Regions from separate parts of the Homo sapiens genome. Here all the other regions are linked to region 2. Evidence: chromatin contacts called from ENCODE Hi-C or POLR2A ChIA-PET data. All regions are on one chromosome and are shown on one strand. Each heading gives the region's core, a stretch centred on a gene start or an enhancer-like site at or near the end of the contact. The rest is flanking DNA. Distances are from core to core; before and after follow the strand shown.

Region 1 (2,700 bases), core at 103-2,602, 1.1 Mb after region 2:
CATAGCATTTCTACCAAAAATTCACTATCTGAATCCAATGAGGAAAACTCCAACAAACCCATGTTACAAATTTAACAGTTAAATCTAAAACTATCAGTTAAAGACTAGAGACCTGATAAATAATTGCAATTTGTAATCCTCCATTAGATCAAGAGCCTGGAAAAACAATTTTTTTTCCCATTTGCTCCAAGGAACATAGGAGCAACAACTTATAAATTTGAATAAGGACTGAAGGTTAGATAATAGTACTATTGCAATATCAATTTCCTGATTTTGATAAGTGTACTGATGACATAAGAGAATCTCTCTGTTGTTAGGAAATACACATTTTAAGAACGTATAGATAGGCTGGGCATGGTGGCTCACGCCGGTAATCCCAACACTTTGGAAGGCCGAGACGAGAGGATCGTCTTCACTCAGAAGTTAGAGGCTGCAGGGAACCATGATCGCGCCACTGCACTCCAGCCTGAGCGACTGAGGGAGACCCTGTCTCTATAAAAGAATGTAACGCCAGGCACGGCGGCTCACGCCTGTAATCCCAGCACTTTAGGAAGCTGAGGGAGGCAGATCACGAGGTCAGGAGTTCGAGACCAGCCTGGCCAACATAGTGAAACCCTGTCTCTACTAAAAATGCAAAAAAATTAGCCGGCCATGGTGGCGCGCGCCTGTAGTCCCGGCTACTTGGGAGGCTGAGGCTGGAGAATCACTTGAACCCGGGAGGCGGAGGTTGCGGTGAGCCAAGCCCCCGCCACTGCACTCCAACCTGGGCAACAGACCGAGACTCCGTCTTTAAAAAAAAAAAAATGTAGCGATAGAAGGACATCATGTCGGCAATTTCCTTTCAAATGATATAGCACATGCAAAACGTTAACATTTGTGGAATCTAGAAGGGTTTGTGGGAATTATTTGTACTAGTTTAGCAATATTTCTGTAACTGTGAATTACTTGAAAATGAAAGGTTAACAAAGTTACTGAGATTAGGAGAGAACGTGAGGAGCGAACAGACCTAGCCATGAATAACCAACAAATAAAACTCGAGGAAATAAAAAGGAACTCAAATGGCATGCGACCAACGGAAGACATAGCTTCTGTACTCTTAACCCTAAATTACTAAGCGATGACCCTCCTGCAGCTTTCTAATCCAAATCACCAAAAACAATCTCGCCGCCCAACTTTGCCAAAAAGCAACTTAACGCCAGCCGACTCCGCCATGTTTTCCCAGTGAGCTTGCGAGCGCGTGCGTACGCACGCACGCACGCACGCACCAACCAATCGGTGCTCACGTCGGTGACTCGTTACCGCAGGGGCGGTGCGTTCTTCTACACATGCGCAGGGTTGGGCGGGTCTTCTTCCTTCTCGCCTAACGCCGCCAACATGGTGAGTCTTACTGTTGCGGGCTCCGGGGCCGTCGACCATGCCGCTCGACCTCCACCTCCGCTGGGAAGCTGAGGCGCCAAACGGCTCCCAGAGGGTCCCGGGAAGCGCATGGTGAGGGTCCCCGGGCCGGCTGTGCAGCGGAATCGGGCCCTTCCCGGACTCGCGCCCTTCCCGGACTCGCCGCTGGCGAGCGCGTGGAGGGCCCGGCAGGCCTGGCGCGCCTTGGGCCACGCGTGCGCGCCTCCGCCGCTGGAGCTGGATGGCTGATGCGGCTCGTGGTCCGAGAGCCTTGTCCTGCCGTGTGGGCCTTGCGGACCTGGGAGCTGGCGGGCGTTGGGAACCGGGCTTAAGCTACTGAGGCGTTTGCTGATTTCGTCCATCCAGGTTGGCGCCTGGCTCTCGGGCGTTTGTTCCCTGCAGCATTCTTTTTCGCTGAATTTAACCATGTTGTCTTTAGCTGCAGAAGGTGACATATGTAGCGAGTATTTCTAAGTAAGTTTCACTGTCCTTTCTCCTCCAATTTTAGGTGTTCAGGCGCTTCGTGGAGGTTGGCCGGGTGGCCTATGTCTCCTTTGGACCTCATGCCGGAAAATTGGTCGCGATTGTAGATGTTATTGATCAGAACAGGGTAAGTGTCACAACTTTTTACTAAACATGGCAGTGGACATGTGCCCTGCAGATGGCAATAATGAATTGTCTCGATGGCTGTGTAAGATGAGGATGCTATGGGTAGTCGCTTTATTTTACCATTGAGGAAACAGGTAATGGTACGGGTTTTAAGCACAGCCTGAAGTTAGCTATTAGTATTGAATTTCAGTATTAGCCACTTAAGCTAGAGCCAGTTATAGGCTGAAACGTTGGTTAGTTTTAAATGAGTTACTATACGTAAAGTGAGTTTAGAACAGATCCAGCACGTAGAAAGCACTTTTGTATTTACTGCTGTGTATTTGAAACAAGCAAACTAAGGAGTTGACCACTGACTATAAATCAGCAGGGATCAGAGTCCTAAAGTTGCCTGTAAATTACATGTGGTTGGTTTCTATGGGGTACTATATAGTTTAAGAAGGAGCATTTAATGATGTGGAGAAATGTTTGTGTTGAGCAAAAGACATACATATATATAACCCAGATAGGACAATCCTTGTCTTTTCTGAGCAATTTATTAAAATAGTAGTGTGGGTTTGATGGCCCTGAACGGATAAGTAATGTTACAGAACCATCTGACCATTTTAATTGCTGTTAGATTTTGCACTGAAGTTCTTGATGTTTGTGTTCTAGGCTTTGGTCGATGGACCTTGCACTCAAGTGAGGAGACAGGCCATG
Region 2 (2,700 bases), core at 185-2,684:
GGGTAGCAAAGTATTCAATCACCAGGCAGGTTTGTAATTTTGTTTCGTTTTGTTTTTTGAGATGGAGTCTCGCTCTGTCGCCCAGGCTGCAGTGCAGTGGCACGATCTCGGCCCACTGCAAGCTCCACTTCCTGGGTTCACGCCATTCTCCTGCTTCAGCCTCCCGAGTAGCTGGGACTACAGGCGCCTGCCACCACACCCGGCTATATTTTTAGCAGAGACGGGATTTCACCATGTTAGCCAGGATGGTCTCGATCTCCTGACCTCGTGATCGGCTCGCCTCGGCCTCCCAAAGTGCTGGGATTACAGGCGTGAGCCACCGCACCCGGCCTGTAATTTTTTTTTTTTTTTTAATGTTTATACTTTCCTTAATCCTTTCTGGGAATAACCTCCTCTGGGACCACTTTCCTTCCTGTTCTATGTACCTCAGAAGCACAGGAATGAAGCCTGAAAAAATATTATCTTGCTCCCTAAGTCACTTTCCTTTCTGATCTAGTTCTTGGGTGATGAATGAAGGTGGAAAGTAGCGAAGGTTGCTATGAAAAGCTTGGACTTTATTACCAGGGCCACTGCATTTTCAACAGGAGTGTCAGGATCCCAGCAGTAATGCTTTTCCATGGATCAGCCAGACAGGCATAAGGGGAAGTTGGGAGACCAAAAAAGCCATTGACAGATTCCAGGTGAGCAATAAACCAGAATTTTGACCAACTAGACCAGCGCTGTCCTACAGAAATGTAATGGGAGCCACATGTTAAAGTTTAAATGTTTTACTAGCCACATTTAAAAAGAAACACATGAAGTTATTATTATTTGTTTTAGAGACGGGGTCTTGCTTTGTCGTCCACGCTGGTCTCCAACTCCTTGGCTCCCTCAAGCAATCCTCCAGACTAGGCCTCACAAAGTGCTGAGATTACAGGCCTGGGCCACTGCCCCCGGCCTGAAGTTAATTTTAATATTTCACCTAACCCAATATATCCAAAATATCATTTCAACATATAAAAATTATTGAGATTTTACCTCACCAGTCTTAGACATCCAGCGTGTGGTTTATGCATACAGTACATATCAATTCCACACTAAATTTTCAGCATTTAAAGGGAAATATGGTCCTGAAAAAAAAACAACAAAACAAAAAAACGCCTGTTTAAGGAGAAAGCATTCCACACTGCTTGTTTTAATATAATTAAAATTAATGTATCAATTAATAAATCAATAGCCCACGTTGGCTAGTGGCTGCCTTACTGGGCAGACCAGGTCTGGATTGTAAATACGTTCAGACGTTCCACGCAAAAGCAAAGTTCCCTGCAGACGCTCCATTAAGTTCTGGGTGCAAGGAAGCGCGGATCCTTCAGTTCTGGGCGTTTTCACCAGGTGGCACTCAGAACACCCTCACGTGACAAGCGTCCCACCCGGAAGCGAAATCTCCCCTTCTACAGAGTTCCTCCGGCGCTTCCTCCACCCCGGGATACACAGAACCTCATCTCCTACGGTGCTGAAGCCTGCAGCAGGGCAGGATGGGCAGGAGAGCAGAGCCGCGGAGTCTGCGGCGCGGGTGAAGAGCGGCGCGTAATTCCCGCAGCAAGATTGTTCCGCGCCCGCAGCCCCTGGACTAGCAGGATCCGAACCCCGGCGGCTGCGTGCTTATAGGCGCAGACGTCAGAGAGCCCGCGGCTTAAAGCGCGTCGCCTGGCTAGCGCCACCCCCTAGCCTTCTTCAAGGCCTCCAGGGCTGGGCCCAAGCGCCCGTCGACGGCACCCTGGGCCCAGAGGACTCGCGGGCCTCATCTCCAATGATTCAGAACTCACGTCCGTCGCTGCTGCAACCCCAAGATGTCGGAGACACGGTGGAAACGCTTATGGTGAGGGCACTGCGGGGAAGGAAGGGCAGGGGTCCGAACCGCGGGCTCGGGCCGGAGAATTCGGGGCGTTGCTAAGGCTCGGCTACCCTTTTCCGCGCCCCAGGGTGCGCTCAGGATTTAGGATGCGGCGGGAGAGGAGTCTGACTAAGGGAATTGAGAAGGGGGCAGGGAGTGAGGAGAGGCCAGGAGCTGCAGGCCAGCCCTGGGGGCAGGCGCTGTAGGGCCGATGTCCCGGTAAAGGGCGGAATTGCCGGGGCCTGGACTGGACGCGTGCCGGGGAGTGTGCCCGCGCGGCCCCCACAAGGTGCGAGTAGGCTGCCAGGTGGAAGGGCACCCGGGCAGATTTGGGACGGTCACAAGGCCTGATAATAGCGCTGACGCTGAGAAGCCGTTGATGCCGCAGCGAGCTGGCCGGGTAGCGCTGTGCGCCCGCGGGCGGCGGCCTACCTGGAGGGGCCAGTCGTGGCGGCACCCTTCCAGCCTGTTGGGACGGCGCGTGGTCCCCCAGCGACGCCACGCCTCCTCCGGCGTTCGATTGGTCATCGTGCCCGGGCCGCCGGGCCGCTATTGGTGGAGGCGGAGGCGGGGCTGGCGGCGTGGTTGCCCGGTAGGTGGAGTCGGGGTGCAACCAGTCTTTAGACGCTAAAGGCCTGAGGCCACTGCAGCTGCCGCAGCTCTCCCTCTGAGGTCTTGCGCCCGAGGTAGGGGCGGCTTTTATTTTTTTTTTTAATCCTTAAAGGCGGAGACGGCGGCGGTGGCGACTTTACGTTGACGTCTTTGAAAACCTGCTTACCTTTTTCAGGGCTCTCCAGCCCTCGCCTCCAGATGTGAATTGGACTTAG
Region 3 (2,700 bases), core at 44-2,543, 1.2 Mb before region 2:
CCTTCCTCTTTTACTAATACTCCTCAGCACAGACCCTTTACGGGTGTCGGGCTGGGGGACTGTAAGGTCTTTCCCTTCCCACTAGGCCATATCTCAGACAATCTCAGTGGGGGGAAACCTGGACAATACCCAGGCTTTCTTGGGCAGAGGTCCCTGCGGCCTTTCGCAGTGCACTGTGTACCTGGTTAATCGAGAATGGAGAATGGCGATGACTTTTACCAAGCATACTGCCTGCAAACAAATGGTTAACAAGCCACATCCTGCACAGCCCTAAATCCCTCAAACCTTGATTCAATACAGCACATGTTTCTGTGAGCACAGGGTTGGGGCTAAGGCTACAGATTAACAGCATCTCAAGGCAGAAAAATTTTTCTTAGTACAGATCAAAATGGAGTTTCTTCTGTCTTCCTTTTCTACACAGACACAGTAACAGTCTGATCTCTCTTCCTTTCCCCCACACTGCCGCACTCCCCTTGCCGAGATAGTGAAAATAGTAATCAATAAATACTGAGGGAACTCGGAGACCGATGCCGGTCACCTGGGCCCACTCTACACTTTGTCTCTGCGTCTTATTTCTTTTCTCAGTCTCTCCTCCCATCTGACGAGAAATACCCACAGGTGTGAAGGGGCAGGACCCCTTCAAAGGTCAAGGCCATGGAGGTTCCCCCAGTGAAAATTCGGGGCGGGGAGGTGAGGAGAGCTCTGGACGAACGGAAGAACGGGGAAGGCCCAGCGCAGGGCCTGAGTGGTTCGCTCACCGACACAGATGTCCCCCAGCTGTTCCGGCCTCAGATTCACGTCCTTGAGAACCGCGGTCATGACTGCCGAGAGAAGCTCGTCGGGGGTGGTGTCCTGCAGCAGAAAGAGCAGCCGCAGTGACCCCCACTCCCCCATGCCCACCCCAGGGAGACAAAGCGACCACAGCTGGGTGCGGAGCTGCCTCCGGCGTCCAGGATAACCAAACATACGAACCGGACCCCAGCCCGCGCCGGCGTCTTCCCACACTCGGCGCCCAGACCCTCGGGCCTCACCTTGAAGCCGCCGCGGCCCGCCCGGCAGATGGCCGTGCGCCGCCCGTGCACCACCACCACGTCCGCGGCCGAGGCCTGCGGGGCACCGCTCAGGCAAGGCGCGGCCTGCGGCATCCAGCCGGAATCGGCCGGACCCCTCAGGTGGCCCAGCACTACCTGCAGCCTCTGCATTGCGCAGGTCAACCCTGCAGACCAGCCACCAGTCCGGGAACTGACCGCGGAGTTAACAGACAGCCGTCCGCACACGCGCAGAACCACATCTCAGCCTCCAAGGCCTCAACTCCGCCCACAGCTCTGCGAACAGACGCGAGCGACCCTCCAAAAGTCCCGTCCACCTCCAGCCTCAGCCAACCACAAGGAGAGTCGGCCTGGGAACCCGCCCCTCCCCGCCACCGCCTACCAAGCCCTCTATAGGAGGGCCCACAGGCACCGCCCAGCCGAGCTTTCCACTCAATGCCCCGCCTACCTTGGCCTACCGCAGCCAACCAGAAGGTGTATCTTTACGAATCCCCGCCCAGAAATGCAGACCGGAAGTCTTTCCACCTTTTGTAGCCAAACCCGAGACCTGACCCCCAAATCCCTGTCTCCTGCCCGCAGCCAAACGGAAGGCTGGGCAGCCAGGACCGCTTACTGCTTGGGGGCTGGAGATGGAAGCCGAGGCTCTAATTCCTCTACCCACTTCCTAGGAGGCTCTGCTATCCCTCCGGTCCCAGTACCCGAGCTGGGGGACCTAAATACTTCCGAGACGCCCGAGTCCTGCTCCGACGTGGTTGGGCTTTCCCATTCTTTCGAGAAGACAGGGAATTTGGGCTTCCGGGCTGGCCGGGAGAACAGATTTTACAGACATGCGGGGTGTGACAAGCTCTCTAACTGGAGAATGAACATTTCACACTTTTACCAGTTTTACACCCAATTGGAATGATTTTATTAGTGCCCATTTCCCGTGCTAGGCTGGGGTCTCCACCAAGGCAGAGAGGTACCATGTATCCGGGGAGCCTGCGACACCCTTGACACTTAGTAGATGATCAATAAGTACTTGTCGAATGAGTAAATGAATGAACCAGGGCTCCCCAGGTCAGGACTGTGTCCCTAAACCTAAAGGGCAAGGCCACGTGCCCCCTTGACTCCCAATAGCAGGGCCATGTCTTCACCTGAGACCCTGGAGAGTAGTGCTGGGCTTTCCACAGACACCAAAGGACAGGGTGCCTTGTGCTCCCCAACCTAGTGTCATGACGTCCCCAACCATTTCGAGGGCAGGGCCACGGCATGCCTCAGGCTCCAGAAGGCAGCTGTCCGTTTCCCACTCCCACCTCGGGGAGCACAGCAGGGGTCTTCCCATACCCCTACTGGCAGGATTGCGTGTTCCCCAGAGACAGTGGAGGGCAGAGCTGGTGCCTTCCCACTTGTCCCCTCCTCGCCATCCTCGAGGGCAGGACCGTATGAACCCCTCAGATTCCTCCGTGGAAGAACTGTGGCTCCACCAGATCCCAAAAAGCAAGGCCCGTTTCCTACAACCCCCGAAGGAGGGTCGTCCTCACTCCGCCGCCAACCTACTAGCACCATCACCAGACCCTCGAGGGCGGTGCCGTGGACCTCTCCAGATCTCAAAAGGCAGATTCCTACTTCTTACGCCCCCCACATCACCCGCCTCGAGACCTCAAGGGTAGAG
Region 4 (2,700 bases), core at 11-2,510, 1.4 Mb before region 2:
TGACAGCGGGCATTGGTGACTTAGGAAAGAGCCATTGCCAGGGAATTCAAGAACAAACAGAGCGGGTGGGCTGAGGGGAGATGGGGGAAGAGTCGGTGGGAAGAAGTGAGGACACAGAGTCTTCCTGGGCACAGAGACAAAAAGGGACAGGGAAACGGGTATGCACAGGTACAGTGGACACACTGCCACTGTCACAGACAGGGTCCCTGTCCCAAGTGGGGATCAGACAGACATGCCAGGATACAGGCACACACATGAGGTCGGACAGGCAATGGCACACATGGGGACGAGCCAAATGCCTGTGACACAGGCATCCCTTCACACACAGGGACCCTGCATTGTGTCTGTTAAACACAGTCACACACTAGCTGTAGGTCTTGCTGGACACAGACTGCCCCCGAGTCCCCAAGTCCCCAGACCCCTGTAACAGAGACCTTTGTGGGGTGAAGACTGAACACAGGGAGAGGGTCTTGGGCAGTGGGCAGGCTTTAGCAGCGTGGCTTTGATGGGATGGCCCACGCTGGCTGGGCCTTGGCTGGGACTGAGGCCCTAAGCCGCCAAGAGGAGGTTGTGCCCCTGGAGTTTCTGGAAGGCTCTGTTTGCAGCCCCTCCACCCCACAGTGAGAGAGAGAGAGTGGCAGTGGAGTGGCAGCTGAGGTGAGGGAGAGGTGTCTTCGCTGCAAGAGCTGGACTGGCCTCTCCCATGATGGGTATCAGGGTTCCCTGAGGAGGGCTGTGCCAGGCAGTGAGCTCACATTTGGGTAGGGACAGCAGAAATATCTAGAGGGAGCCCTGACCACCTTCCCCTCCTGAAGTGAGCTGGGTCTCACAGAGCCTGACCCCACAGCCCCCAGCCTTGGTCCTACTTCCTCCTAAAGTTTGCTGGAGTGGCCTGGCCCTCTTGGTCCAGGCGGAGCCCACCACTCCGGGTGAGGGATCAGGGGCCCATCTAGTACTCCAGAGAAGGAAATCCCAGTATCTTCCACACCCCACCTCTTAGCCCAGTCCAGGCCTCCATCCCCTGCTCTCTCTGGCCACTGGTACCCAGGCAGTGAGACCTGGGAGACTTAACCATAGCCCTGGGGAGGGCGCTGGTCCCGACGGCTTGCTCGATATTTGTTGACTGGCTGACTAAGTGAATGCCTAGCCCGCTGAGCACTGTGTGGTGGGGTGTGTCCTGCAGGGCAGGAGCTAGGATTGAGTTACAGTGGTGGGGACCAGGAGTAGGGAGGCAGAGACTGGCCCCGTGCCAGGCCTAGCACTGCCCACAGGCAGGGCGAAGGCGCGGGAGCAGTTTCCAGCAGGTAGGCCTGGGCAGAGAGTTGGGGGGCGGGGGTTTCCAGGGAACCAGTGGGGCAGAGTGGGCTATTCAAGTCAAGGGCATAGAGCATAGGGTCCCAGGGCTCAGGGCCACAGAGCCTCCGCGGCAGAATTGGGAGGCGGCAGCAGCCCAGCAGGTGAAAACACTGATGGGGCAGGGCAGCTGTGGCCGGCAGCCCAAGGGGAAGAAAGTGGCAGATTTTGTAGATGGGCAGGGAAGTCCGTGGCCCACAAATTCAGTGTGCCTGCCCCCAACCCTGGCCCCATCCTCCTTTCCCCTCACTCTAGAGGGCGGCACCACTCCCTGCTCCATGGAAACTGAGCAAGGTAATCTCGGGCTCCCTTCAAAGGTACCCACAAAAGAAGGAAGGGCTCCTGTAGGGAGAGAAAGAGGCACTGGAGGAGGGAGAAAGCGAGGAGAGAGGAGGCACCCAGGGACACGAGGGGCAGGGGGAGAGAAGAGGGGGTGTGTGAAGCGGGTAGGGAGTGCCCCGGGAAAGAGAGGGGAGCCTGGGGAAGAGAAGGAAAGACCTGGGGAGGAGGGTGGGGAGGGAGAGAGGGAGGGGTGTAGGGGAAGACAGGGAACCAGGAAAGGAGGAGGTGCCTGGGGAGGAAAAATGGGAGAAAAAGGGAAGGATCCCAGGGGAGAGGGGAAATCAGAGGGGAGAAAGAAGAACCAGGGGGAGGCAGGGGCACCCAGTGGGGACAGAGGGAAACCCTGGAAAAGCGGAGGCGTGGGGCATGGGGAGAGAAAGGGAAACCAGGGAAGGAATTGGGCATCCGGAAGAGAAAGGGGCCCTGAGTGGAGGAAGTGCACCCCCAGGGAAGAGAAGGAGGGCTTCTAGGAGAAGGGAGAGGACCAGGGATAGGAGGGTTCCCACTTGGGAAGGTGGTGAAAGGGAGTTCCCCAGAGGAAAGAGGGCAGGAGGGTTTGGGAGGCTGGAGGGGGCACTGTGGGGGGTTCCCCTGAGGAAAGAGGGCAGGAGGGCTTGGGAGGCTGGAGGTGGCACTGTGGGGAGGGAGGAGGCCCCCAATCTTTGAGCACCCATTCCTCCCTGGAGTCCAGGTGAAAGAGAATGAACACAGGTGCCATGCGAGTGCGACCTCAGCCCTGGCAGCTGAGGGCTTGGCTCTACGGGCTGGGGCTGGATATCAGACGGGCTCCCGGACCCCTGGGGGCGATGCTGCCTCTCCCAGTGACACCAGCCGAGTCCCAACTTTTTGGCTGCCAGTTTGACTTTCCAGTCCCCCATGTGCCCTGGTTGACACTGTTCTGAGGCCATCCAGTAGTCTTTCTGGCACTCTGTCACCATGTTGTACTCTTCCATGAGCTACAGCTCACAGTTTCTGTCTGCACCTCTGGTCACTGCCTGCCTGGGC
Region 5 (2,700 bases), core at 109-2,608, 1.3 Mb before region 2:
AACTCAGTGTGGAGTAGAAAGTGGTTGGTTGTATCACCTGTGAGCAAAAGCCATGGTGTGCAAATGACAACAGTCAATGTGATGTTATGCTGCTGCCCTGGACAAATGCAGTCCTCTTTTCCATCTCAGTGATGCTGTCATCACCCCCCTGATTGCACACACAGGATACCTGGGAGTCATTCTTGGTGCCTGTTTCTTACCTCCCATTATCCACCAGCAAGTCTTATCAATTCTACTTTTTGGATCTATCTCCAATCCAGTTCCCTCTCTCTCATCCAATCTCCCTTCATCTCTTTCCTAACTTCTGTGCTAGTTTCCTAACTGAACTTCCTGATGCCTCTTGCCTCTCCTGTCTATTCTCATAGCAATCAGAATGATCTTAGTAAAACAGAGCTGACCATGACATGCCCCAGCTTAAGACCCTTGATGAACCTCCTACTGCCCTCAAAATAAAGTCCAAATTCCCTATTGTGGCCTACCAACCCACTTATGATCTGGCCCTAACCTATCAGTGTCATTCCTCCACCCTCACACTCTTTAAGTTCCACTCCTCCTGAATTTCATTCCGTCCTTCCCACATTTTTAAATATTTTGTAAAGATGGGGTCTCCCTATGTTGCCCAGGCTGGTCTCAAACTCCTGGCTTCAAGTGATCCTCGTGCCTCAGCCTCCCAAAGTGTTGGGATTACAGGTGTGAGCCACCACACACACGCTCTTATTTAGGTACTTTTTTGTTTTTTGTCATTCTACTAACTGTAGTACTGCATTGTGGTTTTAATTTCCACTTCTTTGATGACTAATGATGTTCAGTCTACTCCTTCTTTGAAATCTCTGCTTGGTTTTCATTTGTTCCAAGAAGTAATCGCTCCTTCTACAGACTAAGTTCCTGTCCTCCTTTGTAGTTCCATGACAACCAATATTTATCTCCACCTTGGCCTTAACCCACTAAAGTACAGTTGTTTTACTTTTACCTCCACACCCACCGCCATCATCACAAACACACACATACACGACTGTGCACTTCCTGAAGGCAGAAGCAGCATCATACTTCTTTGGTATCTTCAGCAATCAGCACAGACCTGAAACACAATCTTTACACAATAAATATGATGAGTGAATGAACAGTTGCTTAACAAATTAAAGAATGGATGAAGGTAGGTAGTTAGGTACAAGGTTTTGCAGATAGGCCTGGCTGTGTCAATTAAACCTTTCTTCATGGGTCCTCACACTTAGTAAGCTCACTTTTAAAAGGACAATGCTGAAGACACAAATGTTTACAATGACCACAGCGATGACGGGATCCGAGAGAAAGGCAAGGCGGAAGGGGTGAGGCCGGAAGCCGAAGTGCCGCAGGGAGTTAGCGGCGTCTCGGTTGCCATGGAGACCAGGAGCTCCAAAACGCGGAGGTCTTTAGCGTCCCGGACCAACGAGTGCCAGGGGACAATGTGGGCGCCAACTTCGCCACCAGCCGGGTCCAGCAGCCCCAGCCAGCCCACCTGGAAGTCCTCCTTGTATTCCTCCCTCGCCTACTCTGAGGCCTTCCACTACAGCTTCGCAGCCCGGCCCCGCCGCCTCACGCAGCTTGCGCTGGCGCAGCGTCCCGAGCCTCAGCTGCTTCGTCTGCGCCCCTCCTCGCTGCGCACCCAAGATATCTCGCACTTGCTCACCGGCGTCTTCCGCAACTTGTACTCAGCCGAGGTCATCGGCGACGAAGTGAGCGCAAGCTTGATCAAGGCCCGCGGCAGCGAGAATGAGCGCCACGAGGAGTTCGTGGACCAGCTGCAGCAGGTAACGTGGCGGTGGCGTCGCGTCTGCGGACGGTGCCGGGGTCTCAGCGCTCGGCACGCGTCAGCACCTGCCAGGTGCCAGGCGCTGTTCCAGGATCTGGGGCTGCAGTTGAGAAACAGCCCATCATGCCGAAGTGGGCCCGACATTCTAGTGGAAGGACGCTCTATCCATACACACACATGCGCAAATACCACACATACCACACAACGTGCGGCATATATCTGTAGCACCTGTCTATATTTCTCTAGACACATACGTTATATATTGCATATATCAATGAACGACTGCGGCAGACCGCTGAATAGTTGTTCCATGGAGAGGATAAAGCCAAAAGTCACCCGGCTTTGGGGTGCCTTTGTATCACAAACCACAATCTTGACTGGGCCATTCATGCGCAGATTTTAGGAAGCGTGTCTAGCCTCTAGAACAGCAACTCTGCTTCCTCATCTGTACAAGGAGAAAACCAGCTGACTCGCGGCCTCTGTGCTGAGTCGGCCTCTGCTGGCCACACTACTGAAGACTCCCTTAAACTTGTGGGCACTCCTCCCATACCCGATCCTTTACCCCGGTGTGCTTCCTGCCTCTCAGATCTTCTTCTTCTCCTTTCTGTTCTGTCCTCTACCTGCCCCTTAAGTGACATGCATCCCACGTCGTTAGCTTCAGTCATTCCTTCACTTAACACATTTGTTGAATGTCTGCTGGGTGTCATACTCTGTTCTAGGCAGTGGGGATTCAGCAGTGAATAAAAACGCCAGTGTTCGGGCACACCCACACTCACACACGCAACCTGTCCTCTGTAGCTTTCAACCTAACTGAGGTAGATAGACATTAACAAAATGAATACCTATACAGTATGTGAGATACTTACAGGACCAGTCTCGCCGCCTCCACGGGTTATAGGCTTCTTAAAGTG

What was found. Hi-C counts contacts between places; a loop is a spot of excess contacts on that map. ChIA-PET counts read pairs that join two places held with the same protein, here RNA polymerase II (POLR2A). Pooled maps may share reads with other maps.
Region 1: a loop to region 2 is called in a map of CD8-positive, alpha-beta T cell, with 10 times the contacts of the local background. The contact joins the promoter of RPL14 here to the promoter of SLC25A38 in region 2. A Hi-C loop is called at or near these places in 10 of 168 maps with a recorded cell type or tissue (CD4-positive, alpha-beta T cell, CD4-positive, alpha-beta memory T cell, CD8-positive, alpha-beta T cell and 6 more), 1 of 37 single-sample maps with no recorded cell type and 19 of 50 pooled maps. POLR2A ChIA-PET finds 5 or more read pairs at or near these places in 1 of 52 experiments (activated CD4-positive, alpha-beta T cell).
Region 3: a map of B cell shows a loop between it and region 2 (10-fold over the local background). The contact joins the promoter of ACAA1 here to the promoter of SLC25A38 in region 2. A Hi-C loop is called at or near these places in 3 of 168 maps with a recorded cell type or tissue (B cell, PC-3 and naive thymus-derived CD4-positive, alpha-beta T cell), 4 of 37 single-sample maps with no recorded cell type and 14 of 50 pooled maps.
Region 4: a loop to region 2 is called in a map of B cell, with 6 times the contacts of the local background. The contact joins the promoter of VILL here to the promoter of SLC25A38 in region 2. A Hi-C loop is called at or near these places in 3 of 168 maps with a recorded cell type or tissue (B cell, CD4-positive, alpha-beta T cell and naive thymus-derived CD4-positive, alpha-beta T cell), 2 of 37 single-sample maps with no recorded cell type and 9 of 50 pooled maps.
Region 5: a pooled map shows a loop between it and region 2 (8-fold over the local background). The contact joins the promoter of DLEC1 here to the promoter of SLC25A38 in region 2. A Hi-C loop is called at or near these places in 3 of 168 maps with a recorded cell type or tissue (B cell, CD8-positive, alpha-beta T cell and naive thymus-derived CD4-positive, alpha-beta T cell), 1 of 37 single-sample maps with no recorded cell type and 12 of 50 pooled maps.

The regions. Positions count from the first base shown.
Region 1 is chr3:40,455,987-40,458,686 of GRCh38, forward strand. It overlaps RPL14 (ribosomal protein L14), which reads left to right and starts at 1,353. Exons shown (of 6, transcript NM_001034996.3): 1 at 1,353-1,488; 2 at 1,904-2,005; 3 at 2,656-2,700. The coding sequence starts at 1,486. RefSeq lists an enhancer at 1,152-1,446 and a silencer at 1,589-1,638.
Region 2 is chr3:39,381,936-39,384,635 of GRCh38, forward strand. It overlaps SLC25A38 (solute carrier family 25 member 38), which reads left to right and starts at 1,435. Exons shown (of 7, transcript NM_017875.4): 1 at 1,435-1,858. The coding sequence starts at 1,790. LOC105377644 (a long non-coding RNA gene) reads right to left here and starts at 2,390. Exons shown (of 3, transcript XR_007096252.1): 1 at 2,306-2,390; 2 at 1,018-1,109. RefSeq lists enhancers at 1,744-1,923, 1,944-2,043, 2,054-2,103, 2,574-2,643 and a silencer at 2,334-2,483.
Region 3 is chr3:38,135,834-38,138,533 of GRCh38, forward strand. ACAA1 (acetyl-CoA acyltransferase 1) reads right to left here and starts at 1,294. Exons shown (of 12, transcript NM_001607.4): 1 at 1,032-1,294; 2 at 759-852. The coding sequence starts at 1,202. RefSeq lists enhancers at 2,409-2,700, 2,512-2,700.
Region 4 is chr3:37,989,526-37,992,225 of GRCh38, forward strand. It overlaps VILL (villin like), which reads left to right and starts at 1,261. Exons shown (of 20, transcript NM_015873.4): 1 at 1,261-1,304.
Region 5 is chr3:38,037,850-38,040,549 of GRCh38, forward strand. It overlaps DLEC1 (DLEC1 cilia and flagella associated protein), which reads left to right and starts at 1,359. Exons shown (of 37, transcript NM_007335.4): 1 at 1,359-1,787. The coding sequence starts at 1,377. RefSeq lists enhancers at 1,424-1,633, 1,924-2,153.